Regions from separate parts of the Mus musculus genome. Here region 2 is linked to region 1. The links are chromatin loops, found by intact Hi-C in ENCODE. Cell type or tissue: gastrocnemius. All regions are shown on one strand. Each heading gives the region's core, and the rest is flanking DNA. Links, peaks and the distances in the headings are about the cores only.

What was found. Hi-C counts contacts between places; a loop is a spot of excess contacts. Peaks named below come from ENCODE experiments on the same cell type or tissue, not always from the same donor. Only the 100,000 strongest peaks of a DNase experiment are listed, where the experiment ranks them.
Region 2: it touches region 1 in a loop (2.0-fold over the local background); 2 of 42 quality-filtered maps call a loop at or near these places.

Annotation. Positions count from the first base shown.
Region 1 is chr8:126,986,192-127,001,717 of GRCm38, reverse strand. No RefSeq gene overlaps it. Among named protein-coding and RNA genes, the nearest start is that of Gm29688, 15 kb to the right of the region's middle. In gastrocnemius, for the core only: no CTCF peak of the experiment used is centred there; a DNase peak (open chromatin) is centred at 6,948.
Region 2 is chr8:127,032,270-127,047,795 of GRCm38, reverse strand. It overlaps the pseudogene Gm5358. Among named protein-coding and RNA genes, the nearest start is that of Pard3, 24 kb to the left of the region's middle. In gastrocnemius, for the core only: no CTCF peak of the experiment used is centred there; DNase peaks (open chromatin) are centred at 8,193 and 8,634.

The DNA.
Region 1 (15,526 bases), core at 2,703-10,702:
AAGTCCTCCATTACCCCCCCCCCACTCCCACTTCTTGGCCCTGGCATTTCCCTGTACTGAAGCATCTAAAGTTTGCAAGACCAATGGGCCTCTCTTTCCAATGATGGCCAACTAGGTCATCTTCTGATACATATGCAGCTAGAGACACGAGCTCTGGGGGGTACTGGTTAGTTCATATTGTTGTTCCACCTATAGGGTTGCAGACCCCTTTAGCTCCTTGTGTACTTTCTCTAGCTCCTCCACTGGGGGCCCTGTGATCCATCCAATAGATGACTGTGAACATCCACTTCTGTGTTTGCTAGACCCTGGTGTAGCCTCACAGAGACAGCTATATCTGGGTCCTTTCAGCAAAATCTTGCTAGTGTATGCAATGGTGTCAGCGTTTGGAGGTTGATTATGGGATGGATCCCAGGTATGGCAGTCTCTAGATGGTCCATCCTTTCGTCTCCAAACTTTGTCTCTGTAACTCCTTCCATGGGTGTTTTGTTCCCAATTCTAAGAAAGGGGGAAGTTTTCACACTTTGGTCTTCATTCTTCTTGAGTTTCATGTGTTTTGCAAATTGTATCTTGTATCCTGGGTATTCTAAGTTTCTGGGCTAATATCCACTTATCGGTGAGTACATATCATGTGAGTTTTTTGTGATTGGGCTACCTCACTCAGGATGATGCCCTCCAGGTCCACCCATTTGCCTAGGAATTTCATAAATTCATTCTTTTTAATAGCTGAGTAGTACTCCATTGTATAAATGTACCACATTTTCTGTATCCATTCCTCTGTTGAGGGGCATCTGGATTCTTTTCAGCTTCTGGCTATTATAAATAAGGCTGCTATGAACATAGTGGAGCATGTGTCCTTCTTACCGGTTGGAACATCTTCTGGATTTATGCCCAGGACAAAACTTTTTTTAAACAAGCTGGGCCATACTAGTTCTCTCTTCTTAAAAATTCATTATTGTGCTGGGCAGTGGTGGCACACGCCTTTAATCCCAGTACTTGGGAGGCAGAGGCAGGCAGATTTCTGAGTTCAAGGCCAGCCTGGTCTACAGAGTGAGTTCCAGGATAGCCAGGGCTATACAGAGAAACCCTATCTTAAAAACTTAAACAAACAAACAAACAAAAAAGAGCCAGAAGAACAGGAAAGTTTGCTGTGAGATTGTTTGTGTCTCCTAGCAATGTCAGAAGCTACGACTATAAAGTCTCACCAACATGATTGCTGTTATCCTTGGAAACATACATACAAATAACATTATACAACAGAGGGGGTGATATTTATGGATATATATGTATATACATATATGTTATATAATGATAATTAATTTTAAAAGATCATGAATTTGAAAAAGAGCATGAGTCTTCAAGGGAAAAATGGAAAGGTATAATAATGCAATTATAATCTCCAAAATAAGAGGGAAAACAACTTAAAACAACAAAAACTTTGTTTTATCCTTTCACTAAATGGACATTTTTATTGGTTATTTTATTTATTTACATTTCAAATGTTATTCCCCCTTCCCAGTTTCCCCTCCACAAACTCTCTATCCCCTCCCACCTACTAAATGGACTTTTAAAACCTGCGGTTACATTTTAATTTTATAGGATTTTCTTATTAGTCATAGCGTTGTGGATAGCTAGTCAATGCTTTAGTCATTTAAAATAATCTGTTTAGGGAATTATGCCTATTTAGATTATTCCTACTAAATTATTTAGTAATTATAAAACTCATTTACATAATAATTATAAAGCTCATTTTGATGGACAAATATTTAAATCTGTTCATAAAATTTGATCTATTTAAATAAAAAGCAATATATAGCATTGTAAAGAACTTTTAACTAACTACAACTAAAATTCAAAATTAGCCACAGAGTCTTCTTCAAAGTATTAAGGAAAAAAAAGTAAATGATTTTATTAAGTAAAAGAAAAAAGAGTCGTGTGGCGGTGGCACATGCCTTTAATTCCAGCACTCCGGAGGCAGAGGCATGTGAATTTGTGAATTCGAGGCCAGCCTGGTCTACAAAGTGAGTTCCAGGACAGCCAGGGCTATACAGAGAAACCCTGTCTCAAAACAAAACAAAACAAAACAAAACAAAACAAGGAAGAAAAACACATCACAAAGTCTCCATTTAGGTTAAAAAGATCAGGGCAGCATCCAGGTGCTTTTGACTCACTCCTAGGAGGACACGGACGGGCTTGTCATCTAAGGGGCTCGTCATCTAAGATTACGTTCATGAAGATTTTGACAGTGCTGGATGATGCTCATCTCCAGCAGGCATGCAACTGAAGAGTTCTCTCACATTGTATTCCTTAAATATGTTTGTAATTAGATCCACTTAGTATGTTTCTAAGTGATACAATAATACTAATCTTGGTCTTAATGAGGTTACAAATGAAGGTATTGGTGTGTATACCAAGTGAAGGCATGTGTATACACATACATACATATACATATATATGGCCTTTATATGTTATGTGTATATAATACATATATTACATGCATATATGTATACTCTGCTTATCTAAATTATTACAAAAGATATCAATCTCTAGTAACAACATTCATGATGTTCTATGCCTTAAGTACTGGTTTCTTTTTTTCATTAATTAGTTTACTTTGAATCTCCGTTACAGATTCCCCTCCCTCCTCTTCCCAGTCCCTCTCTCTTACCTTCCTCCTTCCCTTTCTCCTCAGAGAAGGGGAGGCCTCCCATGGATATCAACTCCCCTTAGCATATCAAGTTGCAGTAGGACTAGATGCATCTTCTTCTATTGAGACTAGACAGGGCAGCCCAGTTAAGAAAAAGGGATCCAAAGCCAGACAGCAGAGTAAGAGACAGACCTGGTTCCTGCTGCAAAGAGTCTAACATGAAGATGAAGCTGTACATCTGTTACATATGTGTAGGGGCCTAGGTCTGTCTCATGCATGCTCTCTAATTGGTAGTTCCATCACAGTGAACCCCTCTGGGCCCAGGTTAGTTGATTCTGTAAGTTTTCTTGTAGTGTCCTTGGCCTCTCTGGCTCCTTCGATCCTTCCCCCGACTCTTCCACAAGATTCCCCAAGTTCTGCCTAATATTTGGCTGTGGGTCTCTGCATCTGTTTCCATCAACTGCTGGGTGAAGCCTCTCTCAGATGATAGTTATTCTAGCCAGCCACCTGTGTGCAAGTATAGCAGAATATTATGAATAGTGTCAGTGGTGGGCTCTCTTGTATGGCATGGGTCTCAAAGTCATTGATTGGCCATTCCCCTCACTTTCTGTTTCAACTTTATCTTTGTACATCTTGTAGGCAGGAAAAGTTGTAGGTCAATGGTTATGTGTCTGGGTTGGTGTCCCCCTTCCTCCATTGGAAGCCTTGCCTGGTTACAGGAGGTGGCCGTTTCATGTTCCATATCCCCCCATTGCTAGGAGTCTTAGCTAGGGTCATCCTCCTAGATAGTACTGATGTTTCTTAATTTAATTAGTATGCAATCTGTCCTGTAGCATAATTAGTTGAGATATAAAATTAATTAAACAATATGCTTCTTGGTATTTAAAAAAGACAAAACTACAGGGAGTTACTCCTGCAAGCCATTTCTAACTATTTCTAACTATTTAAATACAAGCAAAGCAATTGGGGTTATTTCAATTTATTTGTCCAAGACTTTTTTTTAAATCCTTGTTAACGCTAGGTGACCTTGCAACCAATTTCCATGTAGAACAAGGAGAGCACCTCACCCGGTTTCCCAGCAACAGATTAGTGCAGAGTGGGCAACACCATGATAAGAACAAACAGACACTGACACTCATGGAGAGCTACTGCGGATATTCCAGCTTCTCTATGCCAGTATCAGCACCAGGTCAGAATGCCCCCCATTAGTGCAAACAAAGACATTAACACATTTGAAAGGTTTGCTGTTTTTGTTACAGCTTCTCTCTGGCTATAACCGTTTGCTGGTCAGCTTTCTAGGTGTGCCTACTGAGGTAGACCTTTCTAAGCTGCTCTGTTGGTGGTGCAGTAAGAGACTTAATAAGAGGCTTGCCTTGGGTTATCTTTTCTTGCCTCGGTTAACTTGTAACAAAGCAGCGGTAGAGACAGGAGGTAAGAGTGAGTACAGAGGCACCAGAGTCAGAATGCCATCAGAAGCCATGCCATCGTGGAAGTCATGGAGTGGCCACATCCATGATTGATGGTGAGTGCCCTTCTGGGCACTGCACAGGCCAGGATGCAAAGACAGCAAGGCAGCTGGTTTCACAGACACCTCCAAGATGCTGGCTACAAGCTCAAGCAACCAACAGCAACAGTAACAATAAATAGCTCATTTTTGAAAGCTAACAGATGTGTTGCTGTCATAACAACCAGGGTTGCCTTAGGGTTTCTACTACTGCAACAAAACACCATGACCAAAAAGCAAGTTGGGGAGAAGGGGGTTTATTCGGCTTACACTTCCACATGACTGTTCTTCACCAAAGGAAGTCAGAATAGGAACTCAAGCAGGGCAAGAATCTGGAAGCAGGAGCTGGTGCAGAGGCCATGGAGGGATGCTGCTTACTGGCTTGCTTCCCATGGCCTGTTCAGCCTGCTTTCTTATAGAACCTAGAACCACCAGGCCAGGGATGGTACCACCCACCATGAGCTGTGCCCTCCTCCATTGATCACTAATTAAGAAAATGCCTTACATCTGGATCTCACATAGGCATTTCCTCAACAAAGGCTCCTTCTTCTCTGATGACTCCATCTTGTGTCAAGTTGACACACAAAACCGTCCAGTACAACAGCCTATAAAAGCAGCAGGAAGGGCTGGTGAGATGGCTCAGTGGGTAAGAGCACCAGACTGCTCTTCCGAAGGTCCTGAGTTCAAATCCCAGCAACCACATGTTGGCTCACAACCATCCATAACAAGATCTGACTCCCTCTTCTGGTGTGTCTGAAGACAGCTACAGTGTACTTACATATAATAATAAATAAATCTTTAAAAAAAAAAAAGCAGCAGGAAAAGGAGAAGTATTTAACATGGCCACACCGACAAGAACAAAGAGATTCAGTGACTCGTAAGTCTCTTAGCTAGGTCTCAAGATGAGAGTTCAGGGTAAATAGAGGGTAACAGGTGTGTTCAGCTAAGGAGTCCCAGCCATGGTGTTATCTCATTCATCACCCACTGACCCATCATTTATGGCTCCAGTCTCTCTTACAAAGCAGTCTGACAAGTTGTGAGAACTGTGTGAGACCATTCAAGAGACACAGTCCCCTCAGTCTGGCACCAGGCTCTAGCCTTTTCCTTCAGCTAGCAGGCAATTCCTGAGGAAATTCCAATTCACCAGGGTTCACTGGCTCCGTGGTCAACAGAGAATATGTCTTCACAGTTTCTTCATTTCTACAAACTTAGTTAGAACAATGTTAGAAGTGCTGAGACAGTGGTCTTGGGTGTTTCCTGGGATCAAAGGGACATGCAGAAAGAGTAATAGAAGGGCTGGAGAGATGAGCACTGGCTTCTCTTCCAGAGGTCCTGAGTTCAATTCCCAGCAACCACGTGTTGGCTCACAACCATCTGTAATGGGATCTGATGCCCTCTTCTGGTGTGTTTGAAGAGAGTGACAGTGTACTCACATATATAAAAGTAAGTAATAGGATAGAATAAGAATAAGAATAAGAAGAAGAAGAAGAAGAAGAGGAGGAGGAGGAGGAGGAGGAGGAGGAGGAGGAGGAGGAGGAGGAGAAAAAAAGAATAATAGAAAATGAATGCTCTCTGAGTGAGATAGGCTTAGCAGGTGTGGGAGCAGCTACATCAAGTGAGAGACCCTGAGGTCTATAAGCGCATCTCTCTTTAAGAGGATCATTTTTCCTGCCATTCTCCTATTACATATCCAGGTATATCATGTTGCCTTTAACTCTCTGGCTCCCAGCTGTTCTCTGCAGGTCACTGCACTGGATTTTTTTCCTTATCACAGGAGGTCTTTGACCTTCTCTGGGCAAGTGAATCTCCTGCTGTCTTCATCTAAGGCGCCATCAACCACTGGCCAGGCTGTTTCTAAAGAGAGTCAGAGGATGTCCCTATATTTTTATTTCTGCCTCAGTGGGTCTTCAGACTGGGGAGGCTCCCACAATCTGTATCAGAAAGGAACTCACCAGCTGCAGACCACGCTCTCTGTACCAAAGGATGCTGACACGGATGCTCATTACATCCTGCTGGTGTCTTGGCAGCAGACTACAAATCTACCTTTTTATTTCCTCCTCATTTAGCATCACGCATTTTTGCCTTATAAAATTACAAGATGTCATTAAAAGTATCAGAACGGGTGACAGAAGGGACAGGGTGAATTATTCATATGGCCCAATACATACATCCCTCCCCCCAGAGTAATCCTGTAACTTGGGTGCTCAAAACATATTTCATGTTCTCACCCCTTTGCTATTTCCGGTGCTTGAGCTAGGCCTCTCCATTTCTTTGTGGCCAGTTTTCATGCCCCCCATCCTGTGCTCCTAGACAAATCATCCATGAGCTGTCACGTGTGAGCATTTCTGGATCTAGCCAATAAGAGAATCAAAAGACAGGGAAAAACAGTGTGACATTTACCAAGGGGAAAATACCAAACACGGCAAACAGGATTAGATGGTGAAAAGAGGGTTTAACTGGGGCTAAGAACACACACACACACAAAGCAGGCACAAAAACAGAAAGACCCTCTGCAAAAGGGAGGACGGCTCAGGAGCCCCAAGATCCTATCTCTTCTCCGGGGCTGTATCTTTGTTGGTGGTGGTTTGTTGTTGTTGTTGTTTTGAAGTCTTTCAAAGATCTTCTCTTAAATGGGGGCAAGTGAGTTTGAACAAAGGAGGGCTGATTGGCCTTCAGCGTGGTGTAAAACAACTCCTGATTCTGCTGTGGACACCTCTGGTTGGTCCATGAGCAGGTGGGCCCCACTGGTGGGAGAAAAGCCTGCCAGACCTTTGTTTTAAGCTGCCAGACACCAGTCTCAGTGGGGAAAAGGCAGCCATCTTGGAAGCTTGCCATCTTTATTACCTAGTCATGACCCCTCTCTCTGTCTGCCTGCCTACAGGGAATCTCTAACTCTGCTTCCCTCTCCACTCCCCATCTGGAGAGCAGCCACAGTCACTGGGACTAATGCTTTTAGCTTAGAGACTGGAGTACCCTTGGTGACTTGTGCCTCCTCAGGACTTGAGTATAGTTTTGTTAGCAATAGGACTGTCTTAGTTAGGTTCACTGATGCTGTGATGAAACACCATGACCAAAAGCTACTTGGGGAGAAAGGGTTTATTTCACTTACAGTTCCATATAACAGTTCTTCATCAAAAGGAATGGGGGCAGGAACTCAAGCAGGGCAGGAACCTGGAGGCAGGAGCTGATACAGAGACCATGGAGAGATGCTGCTTACTGGTTTATATTGCTCCACATGGCTTACTTTCTTGTAGAACCCAGAACCAGTAGCCCAGGGGTGACCCCACCCACAATGGGCTGGACCCTCCCACATATATCATTAGTTAAGGAAATTCCCCACAGGTTTGCCTACAGCCTGATCTTATAGAGGCATTTTCTCAATTGAGGCTCCCTCCTCTCTGATGGTGTCAAATTGACACAAAACCAGACAGCACAAGGACAGTGCTCAGTGAGCAATGTCCTAAGGTTAGGCCTAGCATAGAGTGCAGAAATTGAAGTCATGCACCTTGCTTCTCTCCTGACCCTCATTGCTCCTCTTTATTTATTTATTTTAAAGATTTATTTATTATTATATCTAAGTACACTGTAGCTGTCTTCAGATGCACCAGAAGAGGGCATCAGATCTCATTACAGATGGTTGTGAGCCACCATGTGGTTGTTGGGATTTGAACTCAGGACCTTCGGAAGAGCAGTTGGGGCTCTTAACCACTGAGCCATCTCTCCAGCCCCTCATTGCTTCTCTTTAAAAGACATTAACAGTCATGTGATGGATAACAACATATGTCCTGCCAGGCAGGGTTGAAGAGTGGAAACGTCAAGGCAGAGAGAGCAGGGAAGGAAGCAAACATAATGCCTAGAGCTGTGGTCCCTGCTGTCACTGAACTCACCAGGACACTGAATTTCCCACTGTTCCACACAACAAACCTCAGTCTCTGTATCCATCTTCCTTCTGTTATTGTACATGTGTCTGTCTTTTCCAAAGAATTTTTTTTTCCTGGAAGTATCTCAGGTTTTTTTTTATTTCTTCTCACAATTTCTGAAAATATTATATTATAATAGCCTGTTAGAAAATAAAATATCTAGGAATAAAGGTAAGCAAGCAGGAACTTTATGGTAGGAAGAGAACTTTATGGTAGGAAGAGATGAGAAGACACTAGAAAGTGAAAAGACAACTGTTGTGTTCATAAAAAGATAAAGAGGGGGGATATGTTCTATGGAGGTATAGTGAGGTATGGGAAAAGGGGGTGCCTCTGCTGGCTGAGGCATCCCTTCCTCCTGAGGGACCAGCCACACGATGGTATAGTATAGAATAGAGTTTATTCAGGACATGGGGAGGGGAGTCAACAGGGTAATAGAGGCAGGAGTCAACAGGGAAAGAGGCAGGGAAAGGCAGAGAGAGAAAGGGAGAGGGAGAAGAAGTAGAGGAGTAGAGGCTGGCCATAATCATGTGGAGAGAGGTGGGGAGGGAATGGGGAGAGAAGGGGGAAGCGAAGCAGGGAGAGAGCAAGAGAAGAGCAAGAGAGGAGGAGGGGGTAAGCAGCCCCTTTTATAGTGGGTCAGGCCTACCTGGCTGTTACCAGGTAACTGTGGGGTGGAGCTTAGACAGAATGCTAACAACAACCCAAGCCCATGAGTTGGTAGAACTAATATTATGAAGTTGACCAGTCCACCAAAAGCTATTTGCAACTCCAATGCAACCGCAATCAAAATCCCCATCACTGGCTAGTTTTGTGTCAACTTGACACAGCTGGAGTTATCACAGAGAAAGGCGCTTCAGTTGAGGAAATGCCTCCATGAGATCCAACTGTAAGGCATTTTCTCAATTAGTGATCGAGGGGGAAAGGCCACTTGTGGGTGGGACCATCTCTGGGCTGGTAGTCTTGGGTTCTATAAGAGAGCAGGACGAGCAAGCCAGGGGGAGCAAGCCAGTAAAGAACCTCCCTCCATGGCCTCTGCATCAGCTCCTGCTTCCTGACCTGTTTGAGTTCCAGTCCTGACTTCCTTTGGTGATGAACAGCAATGTGGAAGTGTAAGCCGAATAAACCCTTTCCTCCCCAACTTGCTTCTTGGTCATGATGTTTGTGCAGGAATAGAAATCCTGACTAAGACACACACACACACAAGAAGCCCCAACAATCTCCATGCAAATGAGCTATCCTCATAAACCTCAGCCAATTAAATTTAACACTAAGAAGAACCCCTTCCCCCTCTCCAAAGTTCATATATATAGTTCCCATAATTCACCGGGAACAAAGTTTGTGCGCACACGCTGTTTTGAATACTTTCTAAGAAAGCTTTATCAGTAAATGTCCTCTAAAAGAGCTGCAACACTGAAATCTTCGGAGGAGAGCTCCCCTGGGCATTCACTGGTGGACCGGGATCCTGCAGACCGGTCTTTTCCTGCCCAGTGTGCATCGGGCCTGGACATCCCAAGGGAAGAAGCAGAAAATAGCGCCACACTCAGCTATGCTCATTCCCGATCGAGTCACTGGTTGGTTTCGGACCCCAGGACAAGGGACTGAGAGATTCATAGTTTACATATCAAAACAGACCTGACCCCCAGGTTCTCTCAGCATCCCTTGGTCCCTATCTGGCACACCCTGCCCCCAACCTTGAACTTTAGCTGCCCTTCCCCCAGAGGCTCTTCCCTATATAATCCAGATACCTCGGGGTCTGTTGGTCTGTCGCTCTCACTCTTCTCCTCCCCGTCCCTGCCCCCTCTCCCCATGGCTACTTCCCTGGCCTCCTTCCTTGGGGACAGTGAACCTGCCCAAGAGTGGCTTCCCAATAAACCTGCCTTTAATATACTCTAACCTGACTGGAATTGGCTCATTTCACTGGTGGAGAAGTAACCTATCAGTCACAATAGCTAAGAAACGGAAACAACTTCAAAGTCCTTCGGTTGACAATAGACTTTGCAAAATACCACTGACTGAGCTGTAAAGACAAATGCAGTCATGAACTTTGCAAGCAAATGGATGGAACTAGAAAAACAAACAAACAAACAAACAAACAAATTGAGTGAGGAAACCCTGATTCAGAAAACCAAGCATTGGATGTTCGCTCTCACCTGAGATTCCAGCTCCAAGTCTACAGATGTGAGTATATACCCTGGAGTACCTGCAGAAACAAGAAAATGAAGAGAACCATGGCAGAGAGCAGTTAGAGGGGACTGAGAGGGTACACGTGATTTAAAGAGGGGGATGGGAAGCATAGATGTCCAATTAAGGAGGGGTGAGGGAGACAAATACAGAAGAGGGGAGGGTTCAATAATGTAAGGGAAAGTTATAAGGACTCATACTCTCAGCTCTCTGCCTAAAACAAACAAACAAAACCCTACAATGCACATAAGTCCTTATATGGATATGGGTGGTTGTTGTTGTTATTGTTTGGATTTTCGAGACAGGGTTTCTCTGTGTAGCCCTGGCTGTCCCGGAACTCACTCTGTAGACCAGGCTGGCCTCAAACTCAGAAATCTGCCTGCCTCTGCCTCCCAAGTGCTGGGATTAAAGGCGTGCGCCACCACTGCCCAGCTATGTATATGGTTTAAATGAAATTTCCTCATCTGTGCCTACAACACCCTTTCTGAGAGCCAAAGACTATCTAGCAAAAACCCCACACCAGGCGTGGGAAGGCCTCATTGGAGTTGTCCAAGAGACTCCCCCAAACAGTAAAGCCTATTTCTATTGTCCTTGGTTGCTCCCCAGTGGTAGAGTGTAAGTCCCTATTGCTGTAGACACCAGGCACTTCAGAGGCAGGGGACTAACTTCCATGGTATCAGAAGTTTCCAAGAGGGGCTGGCTCAGCGGTTAAGAGCACTTACTGCTCTTTCAGAGGTCCTGAGTTCAGTTCCCAGCAACCACATGGTGGCTCACAACCATCTGTAATGGGATCTGATGCCCTCTGCTGGTGTGTCTGAAGACAGCAACAGTGATAGTGTACTCACATACATGAATAAATAAATCTAAAAAAAAAAAAAGTTACCAAGATTCCAAAGGAGAGAAGCAACCAATATTCCTACCCAGCTACGGTGCTAATGAACCATGGTGACCTGCATGGTATGGTAACTCTAAGGGTGTAGAAATGGCATAAAAGGTGCAGTAGTGGCACGCACACCTCGATAGCAACCAACAGCTCTCTAGTTGGACTTAAGACCTCCCCTCAACAAGAGAGAAACTCTACCTGCTGCTGGACACTAGCAAACTACTCAGTGCAAGTGAGTAATGGATCTTGGAGGAGAACCTATGACTACTTTACTAAACCAACACTCTGCCCCCGGCTGACAGGATGACACTCTCACCCATGTTCTTTCACTGTGTGCCTTAATTCCGATCCCTCCTTTTTTCTCTTATGATTTTCATTAAATTATACTAATTTATTAATATATGTAATTATTAAAAAGCATACCCTAATTTATCAATGTGTTTAATTATTTTAAAATATTTATTTATTTTATTATTTTATGTGTATGCGTGCTTTGTGTTTTATGTGCATGTATGTCTGTGCATCTCATGTGTGCCTGGTGCCCTTGGAGGTCAGAAGAGGGTGCCAGATCCCCTGAGAATAGTGTTACAAACAGTTGTGTGTTGCCATCGGGGTGCAGGGAATCAAATCCTGATCCTCTGGAAGAGCAGCTAGTGCTCCTAACACAGCCACCTCTCCAGCCCTCTTTACAAATTTTTGATTTTTCCACACTTCTCTTTTTCTTTTCTTTTCTTTTTTTTAAGATTTATTTATTCTTATACATAAGTACACTGTAGCTTTTTTCAGACACACCAGAAGAGGGCATCAGATCTTATTACAGATGGTTGTGAGCCACCATGCGGTTGCTGGGATTTGGACCCAGGATCTTCGGAAGAGCTTACCTGCTGAGCCATCTCGCCAGCCCCTCTTGTTTGCTGTTGATTTTAGTGCTCTATTTTTCTGGTGCTGAAATTTACTATTGTTACTGTTCCTTGCCACCCTCCTTCTAAGCATCCAGCTCAATACTTTTAGGAGCTACACCCTCTGCTGGTTGGAAAAAAAAAATCTGATCTTACTGAGTTTACAAGTGTAACCTGCTGGGCTGGAGAGATAGCTCAGCAGTTAAGAGCACTGATTGTTCTTCCAGAGGTCCTGAGTTCAATTCCCAGCAACCACATGGTGGCTCACAACCACCTTTAATGGGATCTGATGCCTTCTTCTGGTGTGTCTGAAGACAGTGATAGTATACTCATATATATAAAATAAATAATAGTGATAGTGTACTCATTTATATAAAATAAATAAATAAATCGTTAAAAAAAAAAGTGTAACCTGCAAAAAATCTTGGCAAAGCCACTATGGAGGAGAACAAACTTCATCCAAGCATTGGCTACACACACATATCTCCAATCTGGGAAAGTGATTTTTGTGCCACACCTTATTTACAGCCAGCAGCTGGACAAGAGCAACATCCTAGGAGGATAGGCCGAGGGATCAAGCTGAGTGTGGGTAGCCCAGGCCTGGCTGACTGGCTGGTGTTGCGAGACACAGCTGAGCAGACTTCACAGCTGTCTAGGAAGACCTAGGCTTCCTGCGGTTCTGGGTCCTCTTTCTCTCAGCATGCTGTCTGCCCCATTCCTCAGCATGCTTTATCCGGGTTCGCAGAGTGAGTAGTCCACAGGTACAGGAACGTCAACCCTGGACACCCTGGTAAGGAGCAGTAGAGGGACCCCCAGTGGTACTGCTGTTCCCTTCCTCTGCTGGGTCCCAGCTGTGATCTCTCATGGAGCGGCCACAGCTCAGACTAGTTGGCACTTCTGGCTGCCTGCCCGCTCCTCTTGCCCTGTCAGTCAGCATCATGGAAATCTCTTTTAGTAGATTTTCCTGAGCAAAAACCTTTTGCAGAGACAAACGGAGTGCTTGGCGGGGGAAGAATGAATACAGGAGACAGGGGTAAATTAATATTTAATAACCTTTGTCTATTAACAAAATAACATTTTAAGAAACCTGACAGATAAAGACACTGTGATAAATATGGCTCTAACGCCGCTCGCTATCAGTGGTGCCCCGTACAGGCTCAACTCGGAACTGCTGTCTACAGACCCGTGATTTTGATAGAGATGATTTCAGTATAGACGGTATGAAGCAGAGTTGGAGGTCGCTGAGAAACTCGCTGGGAGCATGGCTGAGGGTCTCAAAGAGACTCAGCACCTTAGCATTAGCCACATAGGCCACTTTTGTAATTCTCAACTTATATCTTTAAGGCTTGACTAAAATTTTCTCGAAAAGGAGCGTGTCGTTGACGAGTCCGGCGACTTCTCGGGCTGCTGGAGACAGGCCACCGCAGGCTTACCTGGTTCGGTCGCCTGCGAAGCCAGTACCACTACGAGACCAAAGCATCGTGGAGCCTCTGCTGCTGCCCCTATTCTTGTTGCTTGCCCTGTGCTGGGAGGAGAGCGGCCACAGCGCTGTGCCCGCGGACTGCAAGCCTGTTGGCTATGCCTGGGTTGACAGTGCCAAGGGCTGAGTGGTGTACAGCAAGCAGCCTAGAGCTCTCTCTCGGAGGTCCTGCCCCTGACACTCTGCCCAACTGCACGATCACCCTGACTCTGAACAACGAGATAATCAAGATGAAGTATGTTCATTTTCTGGACTAAGTCTCTTTGAAAGACTTTCGTGGTCAGTGCTGCTGCCAAAGGCAAGACCGAATTCTGAGATCCGCGCTGATGCCTCAGGCTATGTTGATGTCGATGGTCTGTACCTCAGACTCTTGTTGTTCATGATCCAGCCTGCTATCAGAAACCATGTTGAAGTTTGTGATTCCAGCTGCTGCCGGCTGCTATAACACTGTAAGTACACTGTAGCTATCTTCAGTAACCCCAGAAGAGGGCATCAGATCTCATTACAGTTAGTTGTGAACCACCATGTGATTGCTGGGACTTGAACTCAGGTCCTTTGGAAGAGCAGTCAGTGCTCTTAATCACTGAGCCATATCGCCAGCCCTACTTATTTTTTATGTTTATGAATACACTGTGGCTGTGAGCCTTCATGTGGTTATGGGGAATTGAATTTAGGACCTCTGCTCACTCCGGTCAACCCCGCTCGCTCAGTCCCTGCTCACTTATTTATTACTATATTAAATATAATATAATTATATATTATTATTATTATAAATAAGTACACTGTAGCTGTCTTCAGAGCACCAGAAAAGGGCATCAGACTCCATTGAGATGGTTGTGAGCCACCATGTGGTTGCTGGAATTTGAACTCAGGACCTTTGGAAGAGCAGTCAGTGCTCTTACCCAACTGAGCTATCTTGCCAGCCTGTTAACTTAAAACAACTTCTCCACATGAAAATCAAATGGTCTAGAGCGCACTTCATGTCAGAGCCATGCCTAGGAAGGACAGAGTCCTGTGTATGGGTATGCTTTAAATACGGGACCACATGGCACTAGTGTATACACACACACAGAGAATTAAAATAAAATTGAAAATACATAGTCGTTTGTTCAATATTCATTAAAATATGTTTTTGCTTTTAAAAATTGTTAATTCATATATACTAATTATTGGTCAATCAACTTGCAACTTTTTCTTAATGTTAATAGTAGCTTTTTCACTGTTTTGATGGTCTCGTGTTTTGCAGAAGTGTTATCATACTGTCTGCAGATAAAAATGATATACCTTTTCTATTCTTATGCTATTTATTCAGGGAGAATTAGCTAAAACCTTTAATATAACACTGATAGAATAGGGCCACATGCCAACTTCTAATTCACAAATAGTCACCGGGGTTAAAATGATCACCTTCCTCCATCCTGACCACAGTTCTGTGCTGTGTAGATAAAGATGGTCCCACTCAACAGGTGGAGAAAAACCGGTAGTGTTTCTGCGACCTCTCCTGGCGAAAAGTCTTTGTGCATTTGTCGCCAGGGAATGAAAATGTGCCTAGTAGGCGTGGCACGCCACCTTGTGGAAGGAAGAATACAGTGCCGCTCACCTGCGTCTCCTGCCTTAATTACCTTGGTCATTTCAAAGCTGTCAGCCAGGGTGGAAAAGTATCCGGGAAACAGGAACCCAGCGTTCATGGGAGAACTTTCTAGCGTCTTCTGTCTGTCTTCGTTAGGGTTACTATTGCCGCGACAAAACATCACGACCAAAAGTAAGTTGGAGAATAAAGGGTTTGTTGGGCTTATTCTTCATTGTCGCTGTTCATCATCAAATTCAGGACAGGAACTTAAAACAGAACAGGGACCTGGAAGCGGGAACTGATGCAGAGGCCGTGAGTATTACTGCTTATTGGCTTGCTCCTCATGGCTTGTTCAGCCTGGTTTCTTATAGAACCCAGGACCACCAGTACAGAGATAGTACCACCCACAATGGGCGGGGCCCTTCCCTATCAATAAATAACTAAT
Region 2 (15,526 bases), core at 4,632-12,631, 44 kb before region 1:
GAAATCCTCCTGGTCAAGTCACATAACTTCCCATTTCAAACACTCTTCATACAGAATTTTTAGATTATCCACTCCTTTTTGGTTTTTGTTTTTTAAGACAGGATTTTAGGTAGCCCAAGCTAGCTTCAAACTCTAACTAGATGATAATGAGCTTAAAACCTGATGCTCTTGCCTCCACCTCTTAGTGCAGGGATTATAGCCTCCACTACACCAACTAGAATCTTCATTTTTCTATCTTCTTCCTATAAATCTGGGGGTGAGTTTGTCAATATCTAAATAAGGAAGGACAAAGGGAGGCCCTTTGAGACTTTGATTTAAACCCGCTGACCAATTTAGAAACCATTAATATATCGTTTTCCATCCATAGGTTTGACTCCTTTCCCCCATCTATAGAGCTTTAAAATGCTTTTGTGAAGAGCGTAATCATTTTTGGAGTATTCCTTTCTTGTTATTCTATACTTCTGCAGCTACTATAAATGTCTTCTTTTTCTAAAGAAGGAGGAGGAGAAGGGAGAGGAGGAGGGGGGAGAGGAAGGAGGAAGAGAAGGGGGGAAGAAGAAGGGAGAGAAGAAAGGAAAGGAAAGGAAAGGAAAGGAAAGGAAAGGAAAGGAAAGGAAAGGAAAGGAAAGGGGAAAGGGGAAAGGGGAAAGGGGAAAGGGGAAAGGGGAAAGGAAAGGAAAGGAAAGGAAAGGAAAGGAAAGGAAAGGAAAGGAGAAGAGAAGGAAGAAATTTTACCCCTGCCTTCACATATTTTGCAGCTGAGTTTCCCACATTTGGGGAACTTCCCTGGGTGCTCACACAAGAAGCACAATGGACATGTTTTTTTTTTTTTTCCTGAGAAAACCCCCTTTATGGTCATAGAGTCTCCCCTACTAAGTTTGTTGTTGTTGTTGTCAGGTTGTTTAACGGTTGTTGTTTGTTTTGGGGCATAGTTTTACTAAATATTTCAAGGTGCTCTGGAACTTACTACATAACCCAAATTTGCCTGGAAGTCACAGCAATTTTCCTGCTTCAGTCTTTCAAGTCTGGAATTATAGACAAGTGTCACTACACCCCGATATCATTTTCTCACACACACACACATTGCACACACACACCACACATACCACAAACCACACACACCACACACATCACACACACTACACACACACACATTACACACACACACCATACACACATACCACACACACCACACACCACACACACACAGAGTGTATTTCTTGATATGTGACCCTGGCTGGTTTGAAACTCAATAGATAGACACGGGAAACTCACAGAGATTCACCTGCATCTGCCTCCAAAGTGCTGGGGTTGAAGTTGTATGCCACCATACCCGGCCTTCAAAATTATACCTTTTAAATTAGATTTTCCTTGCACTTAAAGTAATGGCTGAAGCTTGTGCGCTGATTTTGTGTTTACCAGCTTATGCAAACCTGACTTTCATAATTTTCTTGTAGATTTTTCTGAATTCTGTAGGTGTGCAGTCATAACATCAGAAAGCACTATGTTTCTTTCTTCCTTTCACATCTATTCCTCCCTGTGTAGGAGCTTTTGGAGAATTTTAATAGAATTGATAATGGAGTCATGTGGTTTAATTCTTACCTTAAAGACAAAGTTTGAACGCTGTCAATATTAGGAATTTATTTCTCTCTTGAAGGAAGTTCTCTGTTCCTCTTGGTTTACTAAGCCCTGCTGAACTTCACCCTGTGTATCTACTCATTTGCCATTCTCTGGTTCCTTTGACATACCTTCCCCAAAACCAAAAAGGATAAGTGTTGTTCTGAGTTAACCATGAGGGAAGGGCATAGCACCCCCTGCTTTGCAGCCAGTCAGTTAGAACACACTGATGAAGACTGGGGTCTGACGCAGGGGCAATCTTGTGGGGCTGTAGGGTCTGTGCTTACTCCAGGGAGAAAGAGTGATGATGCAATGGAAATTAGTTCTGAGACATGCGTTTATGCCCGGGGGAATTGAAGAACTGGCTGCTATAGTGGAAATACTTCCACGTTGCTTCAGAAGTACTGAAGACACACAGACATGTTTTCCTTTGAGGAGAGAAAGGGAAGGAAGGGCCTCTCCTCTCAGAGTCTGTGTCTGGTGGCAGACAGTGTTCTCACCTGGGACTATTAAAGGAAAACAGCTTATATTATATAAAGTAATATACACAGGGTGGTAAATTAAATTTGTTTTGACCTATATAGAGCATGAGCCTGTATAGAGTGGAATTCAACATTTCTTGTCTTTCACAATCATGACCTTTGTGAGTGGTATTAAGTGTCCTCAATCTGTACTCGCTCTTCAAAGTATAATGTCTCTTAAATATAGATTCACTTCCATAAGCATTTTTGAAAAATTAAACGCGCTGTTATCATGGTACTGCTTCGGGGGCGGGGGAGGGGGAGGGGGAGTCTCCTTTTAGAACTTTGCTGGTTGACTTCAGCCAGCTTGGAGCTTGTGGATTGTGACAGTGTAGAACACTTATTATTGAGGTTGTATATAGCTGTGTAACACTAATACTTGGAAGTGTGAACAAACATCCACTCGCCCAAATGTGGACCCAACAACAGAACAAAACACAGATAGCACCAAAGTTCGACTTGCTGGGCCAAGAGTTCCATTAGGGTCACTTGCAGCAATGTGATGGAAGGTTACTTACAGGAGCAGCAGTGACTCGGAGCCAGCTGTATCACCAAAACCCACCCCAGCACGGGTGACAGTTCATGAATGCTAAAAATGACTGTGTGGAATAGTACTTCACACAGTCTATAGGCAGCTAAACAGGGTAGAGAGTGTCCTTTCCAGGTAGCTCAGTTGGTCTGAGAGACTCTTCCTAGTCTTCGAGTCACCCAGGCAGCTCAGCTGTCTCTGTCTCTTCCAGGTGGCTGGGCTGGCTTGAGACTCTTTCAGGCAGCTCAGCTTGTCTAAACAGTCCTCACTGCTGATATAAGCTTAGGGGTGGAGAGCTTAGTAAATCTTATCACTTTCAGAGACTCCCTGACTGAAGCTTTTGACAAAACTTACCTGTTCTACCTTTCTTTAGAGTATCCTGTGTCTTAAGGATCTTACTTCTAGGATGCATGGTTTTATTTTGGAGAAAATTGTTACATAAAATATATATTTGGAGGTATTTCCTGTTTTATATACATATGCATATATGCTATGTACTCACATGCATATATATAATACATTTGCACATATTTGAATAGAGGACATGTGTGTGTATGTGTTTGCCATTGCACATGTATGGACATCAAAGGACAACTTGTGGGGACTGGCACTCATTGTCCACTACATGTGTCAAGAGATCAAATACAAATTGTTAGACATGATGGCAATCACCTTTCCTTTCTGGGCTATCTTGCTGGCAAGTAAGGTATTTAATTTGTTTAAATTAAAAGTATATTAATTCTTTGAGAATTTCACTCAATGTATTTTGATCATATTCCCCCTCTCCCTTAACTCTTCCTAGATACCCCGACCACAACACCCCAGCTTCCTCTTAATTTTTTTTTTAATTTGATATCCTATAGACTCCAATTTGTGCAATTTCTAATGTTTAAAAAAAAAATCAGATCCAGGCCAGGTGTGATAGTCCACACCCTTAAATTCCAACACTCGGGTGGCAGAGGCAGGAAGATATCTTAAGTTTGAGGCTAGCTTGGTTTACAGAGAGAATTCCAGGACACCCAGGGTTATACAGAGAAACCCTGTCTCAAAAAATAACATAAGAGATAGATAGAAATAAATGGATACATAGATGCTACATATACATATATACATACATACATATGTAGATAGATATATATATAGATACTACATACATACATACATATACATACATATGTAGATAGATACATAGATACTTCATACATACATACATACATAGGTAGATACACAGGTAGAAAGAGAAGATGGAAAATCAGTGGGTGTCACAGGAGGAGACTGGTCACAATTAGATACGTTCTCTTGTGGGTTGGAGACTACTGACTACCTTTGGAAAGGCCCTGTTGCTCTGCCATTCTGTGCAGACACTGGGAAATAGTCCCTAAAAACTGAGATGGGATAGGTCTTAAGTTTGGCCAGTTATTTGTTGGTCATTCCCTCAGTCTCTGCTCCACTTTTGTCCCTGCATTTCTTGTAGACAGGAGGACAAATTTTGGGTCGAAAGTTTTGTGGGTGGATTGCTTAGTGAGTATTTTTAAAGGAGCACGGTAGGGCTGGAGAGATGACTCAGCAGTTAAGAGCACTGGCTGCCCTTGAAGAGAACCCAGCTTCAGGTCCAAGCACCCACATGGTGGCTCACAACTGCCTGTAACTCCAATTCCAGAAAATTTGACACCTTCTTCTGGTTTATGCAGGTACCAGGCACATGGCAATGCACAGACTTACATGCAGGCAAAACACTAAACATAAAGTAAATAAATCTAAATTTAAAAACTTATGATGTTTAGCTGGGTGGTGGTGTCTCAGCACTCTGGGAATTCGGGGTCAGCCTGGTCTACAGAGTGAGCTTCAGGACAGCCAGAGCTACATAATAAGACCCTGTTATGAAAATCAACAACAACAAAAAAAAAAGCAAGAAAAAAATTATGATGTTTAAAACTAAATGAATAAAGAGAGAAAAATAAAATGATGCAAGATTGTTTGCTCCTGAAATCCTAGCATTCAGGAGTCTGAGGCAGGAGGATCAAGAGGCTCAAGCTACCCTGGTTTACTTAGAACCCTGTGCAGAAATAAATGCCAGAATAAAATAAAGCCGCGGCTTTCTTTTGCATTTAGGCTTCTGCAGAAAATACTTTGACCTATTAGAAAAGTGCTATAAGAAATTAAAGGCAAGGGGGCTGGAGAGATGGCTCAGTGGTTAAGAGCACTGACTGCTCTTACAGAGGTCCTTAGTTCAAATCCCAGCAACCACATGGTGGCTCACAACCATCTGTAATGAGCTCTGATACCCTCTTCTGGTATGTCTAAAGACAGCTAAGGTGTACTCATATATAATAAATAAATAAATCTTTAGAAAGAAAGAAAGAAAGAAAGAAAGAAAGAAAGAAAGAAAGAAAGAAAGAAAGAAAGAAAGAAAGAAGGAAAAAGAAATTGACTAAGAAAAAACCTGCAAAGGCATATACAATGTTAAAGGCTAATTCTTATGAAGAACTGAGTCAGAAGTGGACTTGAGAGCCAGATTGCTTGGGTTTGTGAGCTCAGCCATATACACCCATTCATACACCCTTGACCAATGAATTCACTTTGTTGGCACACGGGTTTGCTCAAGTGTAAGACGGACACAGTGATAAACACCTTCCTCGTGGGATTGTGATGAGGAGTAAACGAATCTGCAAGCCCACAGAACCTGTGACAAAGCTCAAGCGTGCACATGTTTGTTTAACTGTTCACACACCAGACATTAAACGAGCATCTGATGGGTACTGTAACCTTGTAGGTGCTGTGTATACCTCAGTGGGTAGAACAGATGTATGTAACCCCGACCTGTGAGGAGCAGAGCTCCAATGGGAAGACCTCCGGAAGGAAGAGGCTCAGTTAGCACCAGTTGTTTCTATACAAGTAACGAGAAAAAGATCATAAGGAATGAAGATGCAGCTCCATTGGTAGAGGACTTGCCTGGCATCACAAAGCTCTGGATTCAATCCCTGGTACCACACAAAGCAGGAGTGATGGGCGGATGCTTGAAATTCTAGCACTATGGATGTGACCACAGGAAAATCAGGAGTTGAAGGTCACATTTGCCTACTCGGTGAGTTCAAGGCCATCCTGGGCCATGTGAAACCTTGTCTAAATTTTTTTATAAAAGAAAAGTAAGGGATCATGAAATGTGGGAGAGGAACCACAAGGACTTAAACAACAACAACAACAACAACAACAACTACTACTACTACTACTACTACTACTACTACTACTACTACTACTACTACTACTACTAGGGTTGTGTTACTGAAAAATAACTTGCCTTTGTGTAATCTTCAAAGAGTTTTTGGTGCCTGCTTCTTTGGTCCTTTATTAACTACTTTTCTGTTGTTGTAATAAACAGCCCTGAGCAAAGTAGATTATGGAAGAAATAGTTTTGTTGCTGCTGTTGTCTTCACTTGTGGTTCCAGAGAAAGGAGAGTCTGTCCTGACAGAGAGCCATGGCAGCATGTGGCCAGAGAAAGAAGTTGAGAGCTCACATCCTCAACTCTAAAACTCTAAAACTCTAAATGAAGAGGACATTGGGTGTTTCGGTCAGTGTTCTGTGACTGTGAAGAGACGCTATGACCATGGCATCTCTTATAAAAGAAAGCATTTAATTGGGGCTGGCTTACAGTTTCAGAGTTTTAGTCCATTATCATCATGGCAGGAAACATGATGGGCAGACAGTGGAGCAGCAGCTGACAAGTACACCCTGATCCAAAGGAAGACACTCTGGTCTTGGAATGGGCTTTTTGAAGTCTCAAAGCCCGGCCCCTTGCCCATGCCACCCCACCCCCATTCCAGTGACACACTTCCTCCAACAAGTCCACATCTCCCAATCCTTTCAAATAGTGCCCCTCCCTGATGATCAAATATCCAAATCTATGGGCCTATGGGGGTCCTTCTCATTCAAACTATCACATGGGACTAGACAGCAAATGTTTAATACCCGACACCAGTGAAATACTTCTTCCAGCAAAACCACACCCTCTAAAAGTCTCACAACCAACCTGGGCAACATCACTTCGTTGGACAGTTTTTATATCAATATGACACAAGAAAGAGTTGTTGGGGAACCAGGCATGGTGGCGCACACCTTTAATCCTAGCACTTGGGAGGCAGAGACAGACGGATTTCTGAGTTCGAGGCCAGCCTGGTCTACAAAATGAGTTCCAGGACAGCCGGGGCTACAGAGAAACCCTGTCTCAAAAAAAAAAAAAAAAAAAAAAAAAAAAAGAGTTGTTGGGGAGTAGTCATTGCTGCCTCTGCCTCCTGCCTCTGCCTCCTGCCTCTGCCTCCTGCCTCTGCCTCCTGCCTCTGCCTCCTGCCTCTGCCTCTGCCTCCTGCCTCTGCCTCCTCGGTTGTTGTGGTCGCTGAAACCCGTGGCTCAAAGAGCGGGCTCCCTCCACCATGAAGTGAATGTTTAAGGAGGACCGCTCGCTGGAACACAGATACGTGGAATCCCGCGAAGATTCAGAATGAAGTACATCGACCAGGTTCCGGTGATCGTGGAAAAAGTCTTTGGCTCTCAGATTGTTGACATTGGCAAAAGGAAGTACTTGGTCCCATCCGACATCACTGTGGCTCAGTTCATGTGGATCATCAGAGAAAGAATCCAGCTTCCTTCTGAGGAGGTCATCTTCCTGTTTGTGGACAAGACAGTCCCACAGTCCAGCCTAACTAGAGGACAGCTTTATGAGAAGGAAAAACATGAAGATGGATTCTTGTATGTGGCCTACAGCAGAGAGATCACTTTTGGCTTCAGAGGCTCTTGCTGGGCTAGGGGCGCTCTTCCTGCTTGTGTCTCTTGTAAATAGCTGGCTGTTCTCAGTTACACTGCCAGAGCCTCCACACAGAGCCTCCAGTTTGTAAGTGGATTTATTTCTTAATATATTGGAAGGGTTTGTTTCCTTAGATTAGTAAATCATCATACAGAGTTTTATTTTCAGTTTTCTTTTTGTGCACTACCCTCATGGCTATATGCTCCAGGGAACCTGTCCTCTGGGAATCATATTTAATGAAGATATTTCTGTATTGAAGGGAGGTAGGTGTGGTATTAAAGCGAAAAGGGGGGGCTGATGTATTATTTTGGATTGTGTTAGAAGTATTAGATGGCTAAGTATTAAAAGCACCCAGATTAAATCCTTAGCAATCAGAACACTTGCTTCACTAGATTTTGCCAACTGCAAATCATGTTAGACTGAGCTAATATGTTCTTCTTTCTGAGACTGTTATGATAAATAATTAACAATAAAGCCTCCTCTTTTAAAGGCAAAAAAAAAAAAAAAAAAGAGTTGTGTTGTACAGGAAGGAACTCTGAAGAAATGCCTCCTTATGATCAGGGTTTACACAAGTCTGTAGGACATCTTCTTAATTAATGATTGATGTAAGAGGACCCAGCTCATTTTGGGTGGTACCATGCCCGCGCAGATGGTCCTGGGTGTAAAAGAAAGCAGGCTGAGCACGCCATGGCGAGCAAGCCAATGAGCAGCACCCCTCCACAGCCCATGCATGCATCAGCTCCTGCCTCCGGGTTCCTGCTTTGAGTCCCCGCCCTGCCTTTCTTTGGTGATGGACTGTGATGTGGAACTATAAGCTGAAATAAACCCTTTCCTCCCCCAAGATGCTTGCTTTTTTTTTTCCCATGATGATTCATCAACACAATAGAAATCCTGAGACAGATACCAGCTGGGGACTAAATGTTCAAGTACCTAAGCCAATGGAGAATGTTTCTCAATTCAAACTGCCACAAGGTGCGTCCTGAATCCTCTCAGAGCCTCAGAGTCACTTGTCATCCAAGGTTACTTGATTCATCAAAGCAGTTCCACCTCTGGGTTCTGTTCCTTGGCATCGTTCACTCCATCTTATCCGCTCTGATGAGTTTCAGTTACTTTGGGCTACATCAAGGCCCTTGGCTCTGGTATTGTGTTTTGGTTGTTTTCCTGCTATTTCCTGGATCTGTCAGCCATCCAGCCTTACAAATTGCTTGGCTGAGAGCTGCATCTGTCATTTTCCTTTGAAACTGTGATTCACAGTGTTGCATGCTTTAAACAGAGTCCTCCCAGCCTGGGTGAGCAAGAGGCTTGTTTTAAAAACAAGCTGCAGAGCAGGCTGTCTTCTCAGGGTTTCCTCAAAGCACGCTGAGATGGTCAGACTCGCAGAAGGGGCATGTGAAAAAAATCTCAGGTTTTCTTTCTGTGTTAATTGGAATGCCTTAGATGAGGAACAGCTTGTCACTTTCTGCCACCAGGGTGCCCGTGACAATCCCAGTCAGCTGAAAAAGCAAACTTCTAAATGAGAATGCTGGCCATCATCAAAGTATGATTCGTGTGAAATGTGCTCAATCTAGTAAGAAAAAGCCACAGTCGCTGTATGCCTATATCTTTATTTTTAGGTAGCATTTAGGATGTTCTCTTCCTGTTTAAGTCTCTTATGTGTAAGACGACAGTAGCATAATTATTTGGTACTGTTGACTGTTGGCTTTGTCCTTATTTTACATCATGCTTCTCTGACATATTTTTGTCAATTTAACAAAAGCTGGAGTTACCCAGGAAGGGGAACTCTAACTGGGAAAATGCCTTCATCCAGCGACAAATTTGTAGGGTGATTATGCCTAATCCACTGTGGGTGGTTGCCACTCCTGGGTAGGTGGTCCTTAATTGAGTGATAAAATATACTATAAGAAGTTTCAAGTTTTATCCCAAATAATATTGATGTTGACTGTGTGGTTACTCATTTTGGAAGGGCACCTGAGAAAATGCCCTCACCAGATTGGCCTGTGTGAAAGCCTGTGATGTGCTTTCCTGGTCAGTGATTGATGTGGGTAGATCCATGCCACAGAGGATGGTGCCACCCTTAGCCAGTTGTCCTGAATGGTGAAAGAGAACAGACTGAGCAAGCCACGAGGAGCAAGCCAGGAAGCAGCATTCCTCCATGGCCTCTGCATCAGCTCCTGCCTCCAGGTTCCTCCCCTGCCTAAGATCCTGCCCCAACTTCCTTCAGTGATGGTCTGTGATATATAAGTATAAATGAAGAAAATCCTTTCCTCCCCAAGAGGCTTTTGGTCATGATGTTTTATCCCAGCAATAGAAACTCTAAGACACTGAAGCATGGTTGTTAAATATATTTAATCCTCACTATGAGACAAACATAGTGCCAAGTATTCATATATGTGTGTATGTATGTTTGTATATACACATATTTATATGAACTCATTTAAGCCCCGTGGTGATGTCAGTTACATTGATGTCAGTAAGTCCGGAAGCACTAGAATCCAAATCTTTAATGGACTTTAAAATATCCACGCCTGGGAAAGATGGCTTAGTTGTTAAAGTCCTTGCCATTTGAGACAGGGATAAGAATTTGATCCCCAGCACCCACATCAGAGCTGAGCATGACGTCGTGAATCTGCAGTTCTGGTTCTGCAGAGGTAGATGCAGGAGGATCACTGGACTCACTGGTCAGGTTTAATGAGAGAACTTGTTTAAAAGAATAAGGTGGAGAGCAATTGAAAAGGATTCCAGACACGAGTCCCAGGCTCCATATGAATGCACGTGTAGTGCACCCACAACCACACCCACACTCCAAATTCTGTGAGGACTTAGACCTGCAGTATATGAAGCTCAGATTCTGACCTCAGAGGCAACTAACTCCTCACAAAGCTCTTGGGGAGACAGACAGCAATGAAAATGGGCATAAACAGTCCCAAGAGCTCAGTGATTCTCCCTCTAACCAGAACAATGCAGATTTGTCAGTCTCAGGGTTGGGGTTGGAGCAAAGGCCTAGCCAGCACTTCTGGCTCTGTCTGAGAGAAGACTGGATTGATGTGTCAATGGGCCCCACGGTGCATACTGCCCTGATCCCAGATTTCACATCACTGCATGTGATACACTCTTTATATCTAGTTTCCTTGCCCTGGTTCAAGTTTAGTAGATCTAGTTTGTACTTGATCCCAGAGTCTCAGGAATCCTTATAAGAGACCAAACTAGGATGAAGACATAAGACCTCAGAGGTTTCTACAGTAGAGAGGTGGTAACATTCTAGTAACAATGGCCAGGACTCGGCTCCAGCTCTGGGTAATTACCTATGGCCCATATCTATTACGACCTGAAGTTATTTCTATCGTGTCCCCCAAAATATCCCTCTCCCCTTTTCACCAGTGGAATCCAGGCTTCCTCACCATTGCTAAGGGAGTGCTCTGCCTCTGAGCCACATCCCTCAACCTGTATCCTGTATCTTCACAGCAGAAAGCACCCATGAGGCTTGTTTGAAGAGCTACAAAGGGCCTTCTCCAGGGTGTGGCAGGCCCTGCCTTAAGAGCTTTTACAAGTCCCAAGACGCATCTGACTATTTGTTGGAATCCAGAGCCTCTCGCTGTTGACACAGCACTCCCGTGCAAATATTTGCTACAGAGAAAATATCTTTGATGCCCATGGAACCAATAAGATGAACTGGAGAATTAATGAAAGCATTAAAATAATTTCTCCTAAGAGCTCAGGCAACTCCTGGGTTGGTCTAATCCACAAAATAACTTTAATGACCCTCACCCTCGACTCCTCCTCCCCACCCTGCTCCTCTAATAAAAAAAAAATTTCTGTGTCTTTAGCTCCGAATTAATTTGCTATTTGTCATCTGGTGTTGTCTGACTTAATATATTTCCAAACAGCTTCTAAATCTCCCTTCAGAACTCAGAGTTTAAATATGAGAAAGAAGACAGAGTGACAGAAAAGAGTAGGCAATAAGGAAGACATTTGGACATTTCCTAGCAGTTCCTTTTATTTTTTCTGTTTTGAGATAGGGTCTTAAGTAGCCCAGGCTAGCCTCAAACTCTCTTTGGAGCCTGAGAAGGACCTTGAACTTTTGGTGTTCCTGACTCAATCTTCCAAGTGCATGCCGTATGCACTATCACACACGGTTTTGTGTGGTGTTAGGGATGGAACACAAGGCTTTCTGCATGCTAGGAAAATGCTCCACCAACTGAGCTGAGCCTTAGCCCAGCAGTTCCTTTAACTACTGAGTCATCTCTCCAGCCCTCAGCAGTTACTCCAAACAGGCTGTCTGTAATCGGTTGGCTCCCCCCTGTCTCATCTCCATCCTCCGAAAGCTATTCTTTCTCTCCTTCCATCCTTCAGAATTTAATAAAAGAAGAAGAAACACACTCCTTTATACTCAGGCTCAAAATCAAGTAATCTGAAAATCTTAATGGAATGTGTCGCCAGGAGTTCTGGCATTCATCTCACAATCCTGCTTCCGAGGTTTAGTGTCCCATGCCTCCTTCTAATTTACGGGCTCAGCAAAGCTTTCTCGAGAGTTGGGTTTGACTGGTACTCGACTGTATTCTTTTAGTGCTGTTACTCATTTTTGTTTTGTTTCGTGTCTTTGAGACAGGGTCTCTTGTGTTCCAAGATAGACTGAACTTGCTGTGCAGTTGAGGATGGCCTTGAACTCATCGTCTTGCCACACTGAGATCACAGGCAAATCTTGACTATTTCTTTTTTAGCTTAATTATGAATGGCAAGGAGAAAGTGAAATTATTATCTTTTTTGGCTTAATTATGAATGGCAAGGAGAAAGTGAAATAATAAAATCTATTAACCTGCTAGGTTGAAAAAAAATCCAGTCCATTCTTTTCAAATGTAAAGCTGTTCTTTCCTTCTGATAAAGTGAAGGGTTATAATTAGCAAGACATTTTGTATGACTGTCAAACGGCAAGTGCGTTGCTCCTGTTAAGATGAGTTATTTTAAGGAGCAGAGATAAGTCATCCTCATCTTCTAGTGTAAAAGATGTTATTGCTTTAAACAGGGGCTGAAGGCGCTTTGAAAGTCATTTTTCAATTGTTATATGCAGACTGCTGAAGCCTTAAGGAACAAGGGGGGCGGGGAAATCCATCCGACAAATTTATAACAATTGCAAAATCTAGTTGAGGATCCTTTAGAAAACTTGACTCTGAAAAGGAAGAGAATGGGACCCACAGAGGGAAGTGAACTAAGTGAACAATGGGGCTGTGCCGTGACTGGAATGACATAGCCTTGGACATCCAAGAGGTGAAGTTTTGATTCTCAAGAAAAATTATGAGTTCATAGTGAGAAAGAACCTTCATCAAGTTTAAATTCATTCTCCTTGGATGGTTCAGTTGTCCAGTGCTGTGAACAGACATCATGACCAAGGCAACTCTTATAAGGACAACATTTAATTGGGACTGGCTTACAGGGTCAGAAGTTCAGTCCATTATCATCAAGGCAGGAGCATGGCAGTGTGCAGGCAGACATGGTACTGGAAGAGCTGAAAGTTCTACATCTTATTCCGAAGGCTAACTGGAGAAGTTTGGCCCTCATGTGCCTAGGAGTGGGGTCTCAAAGCTCACCCCCACAGTGACACACTTCCTCTAACAAGGCCACACTTCCTAACAGTACCACTCCCTATGGGCCAAACATAATTCAAACCCACCATATCCAGAATCCTGACTATTGTGTTCAGCTCAGAGTCACAAGGTCTGTGATTCTGTGATAGTCAGGAACTAAATGAAAACAGATGAGGTGTAAGCCCTGTCCTGACAGGACCTAAAGTGTCTGCCTAACCAAAAAAAAAAAAAAAACCAACAAAACAAAACAAAACAAACAAACAAACAAAAAAAACCCACATAGGGAAAAGTTTCCTGAGCTCTGGAGAAAAGGAGAGAAGTTTGTATGTTGATAAAGCGCCTCTTGGTGGGCTGGAGAGATGGCTCAGAGGTTAAGAGCACTGGCTGCTCTTCCAGAGGTCCTGTGTTCAATTCCCAACACAACCATCTGTAATGAGATCCGATGCCCTCTTCTGGTGTGTCTGAAGACATTACAGTGTACCCATATGCTTAAATAAAATCTTAAAGAAAGAAAGAAAGAGAGAAAGGAAGAAAGAGCTTCCTGGTGGGGGTGGGGCATTTGAAACTGCAAGGGGATACAAGGAAATGTTAAAAACAATAGTTGTAAAGAAAAAATGAAATGAATGACCTTTGAAAGTAAGGGGTGGGATTGCAAACCATTTTGAGTGACGTAACTCAGACCCGGAAAGGCAAATACTTCATGTTCTCTCTCTCTCTCTCTCTCTCTCTCTCTCTCTCTTACAACAATGATAGCTTTGAATCTTTAACAGGTATCTTTAAGTTGGAGTACCCAAAGAAGACAGGAAACCAGAAATGGGCTGTGGAAGTGGATTTCAGAGGTTGGAATGTGGGTGATTAGAAGAAGAGGAAAACAGGGTTAATGGAACAGAAAGGGTTAGAGATGGCTAACATCAAAAACCTTTGAAAATGTCATATGGAAACTTAACTACGGTAGAGGCTTCCTACTATATATATTAGTATAAAAGGAGTGTTATTGGTGTTACTGTATAATAAAGGGATACTACCTCTCTCCCAAATACCATTGGCTATCAAATAAAAAGCCCAGTGCCAGGTATAGGTGACTTCTTTTTGAATTGTTGGTCAACAGGACCCCAGGTACCCACTTCCAAACACTACAGGACTTTGTGATTGCTCTTAGCTACCCTCCAGATTATAAGACTCTATTTCTGCCAGGTGTGGTGGTATACACATTTAGCCCTAGCACTGAGGAAGCAAAGGTAGGCAGATCTCTGAGTTCAAAGCCAACCTGCTCCAAGCAAGCTAGGGTCACATAGTGAGACCCTGTTTCCAAAACAAAATCAGCTAATAACTACTAACAACAAAAGGCCCTGTTGTTGAAAATATCACATATCTGAGTTACAGGATGTGGAGAAATTAGTACTGGTTTAGATGGTGATCTGGAGGCTTCAATCCCATGGATTACCTTCCATGGGCCTTGAAGGTTCCATGCACAGGACTAGGAGAGAAAACCACCAGTGTTACCCAGAAGTGAATCATTGAGCTACAATAACCACTTGCCTAGGAAGATATAGCTATGAGAAAAATAATGGCCTATTTATTATGGGAGTAACCAACCGCTCTCTGAGTGCACTTAAAGCCTACTTTATATGATTGGCCCCATACCCAGTGCTCATACTTAGAAAGCTGAAGCAGAGGGATCCAGAGTGGGAAACCAATCTGGACTGGAGAGCAAGAATCTCAGGACAAACAAAGGCAGCACTTGGCAGGGGCGAGGCAGGAAGATGAGGAGTTCAAGGCCCTCCTCAGCTACATAGGAGCTTGGGGTTTATGAAACCCTGCTGTTCAAAAGAAAATTAAAAAACAAAAGCACTTTTAATCTCAGCACTCAGGACAGAGGCAGATAGATTTCAGCAAGTCAGTGTGGTCTACATAGCAAGTTCCAGACTAGCCAGGAGTTAAGCACAGAGTGAAAACCTGTCTAAAAGAATTAACAATTGGGACTGTTGAGATGGCTCAGCGGTTAAGAGCACTGACTGCTCTTTCGGAGGTCACGAGTTCAAATCCCAGCAGCCACATGGTGGCTCACAAACACCTGAGCGAGCAGGGGCCGGAGCAAGACAGAGAAGGGAAAGGGAAAAAAAAAAAAGCAATCAAATAAAAGTTACCAAGTGATAGACTGGCAGTGGAAGAGGTACCTGGTGACCTTGTCCCCACAGTGACTCAACAGAAGTCACGTGGGCATTGTGAATAGTTGATTTTCTATGTTTTTGTTACCCTTAGGATGCATGTTTACCATAAGCAGCAACAACACTTCAACAATAAAGTGTGCCAGACTGCAGAGCACACTGAGAAAAACCAAAGGCATGCTGCTGAGTTTGCATTTTTCCCGGTTTCCGGTTTTTTGTTTTTTTTTTTTGTTTTTTTTTTGTTTTTCGAGACAGGGTTTCTTTGTGTAGCCCTAGCTGTCCTGGAACTCACTTTGTAGACCAGGCTGGCCTC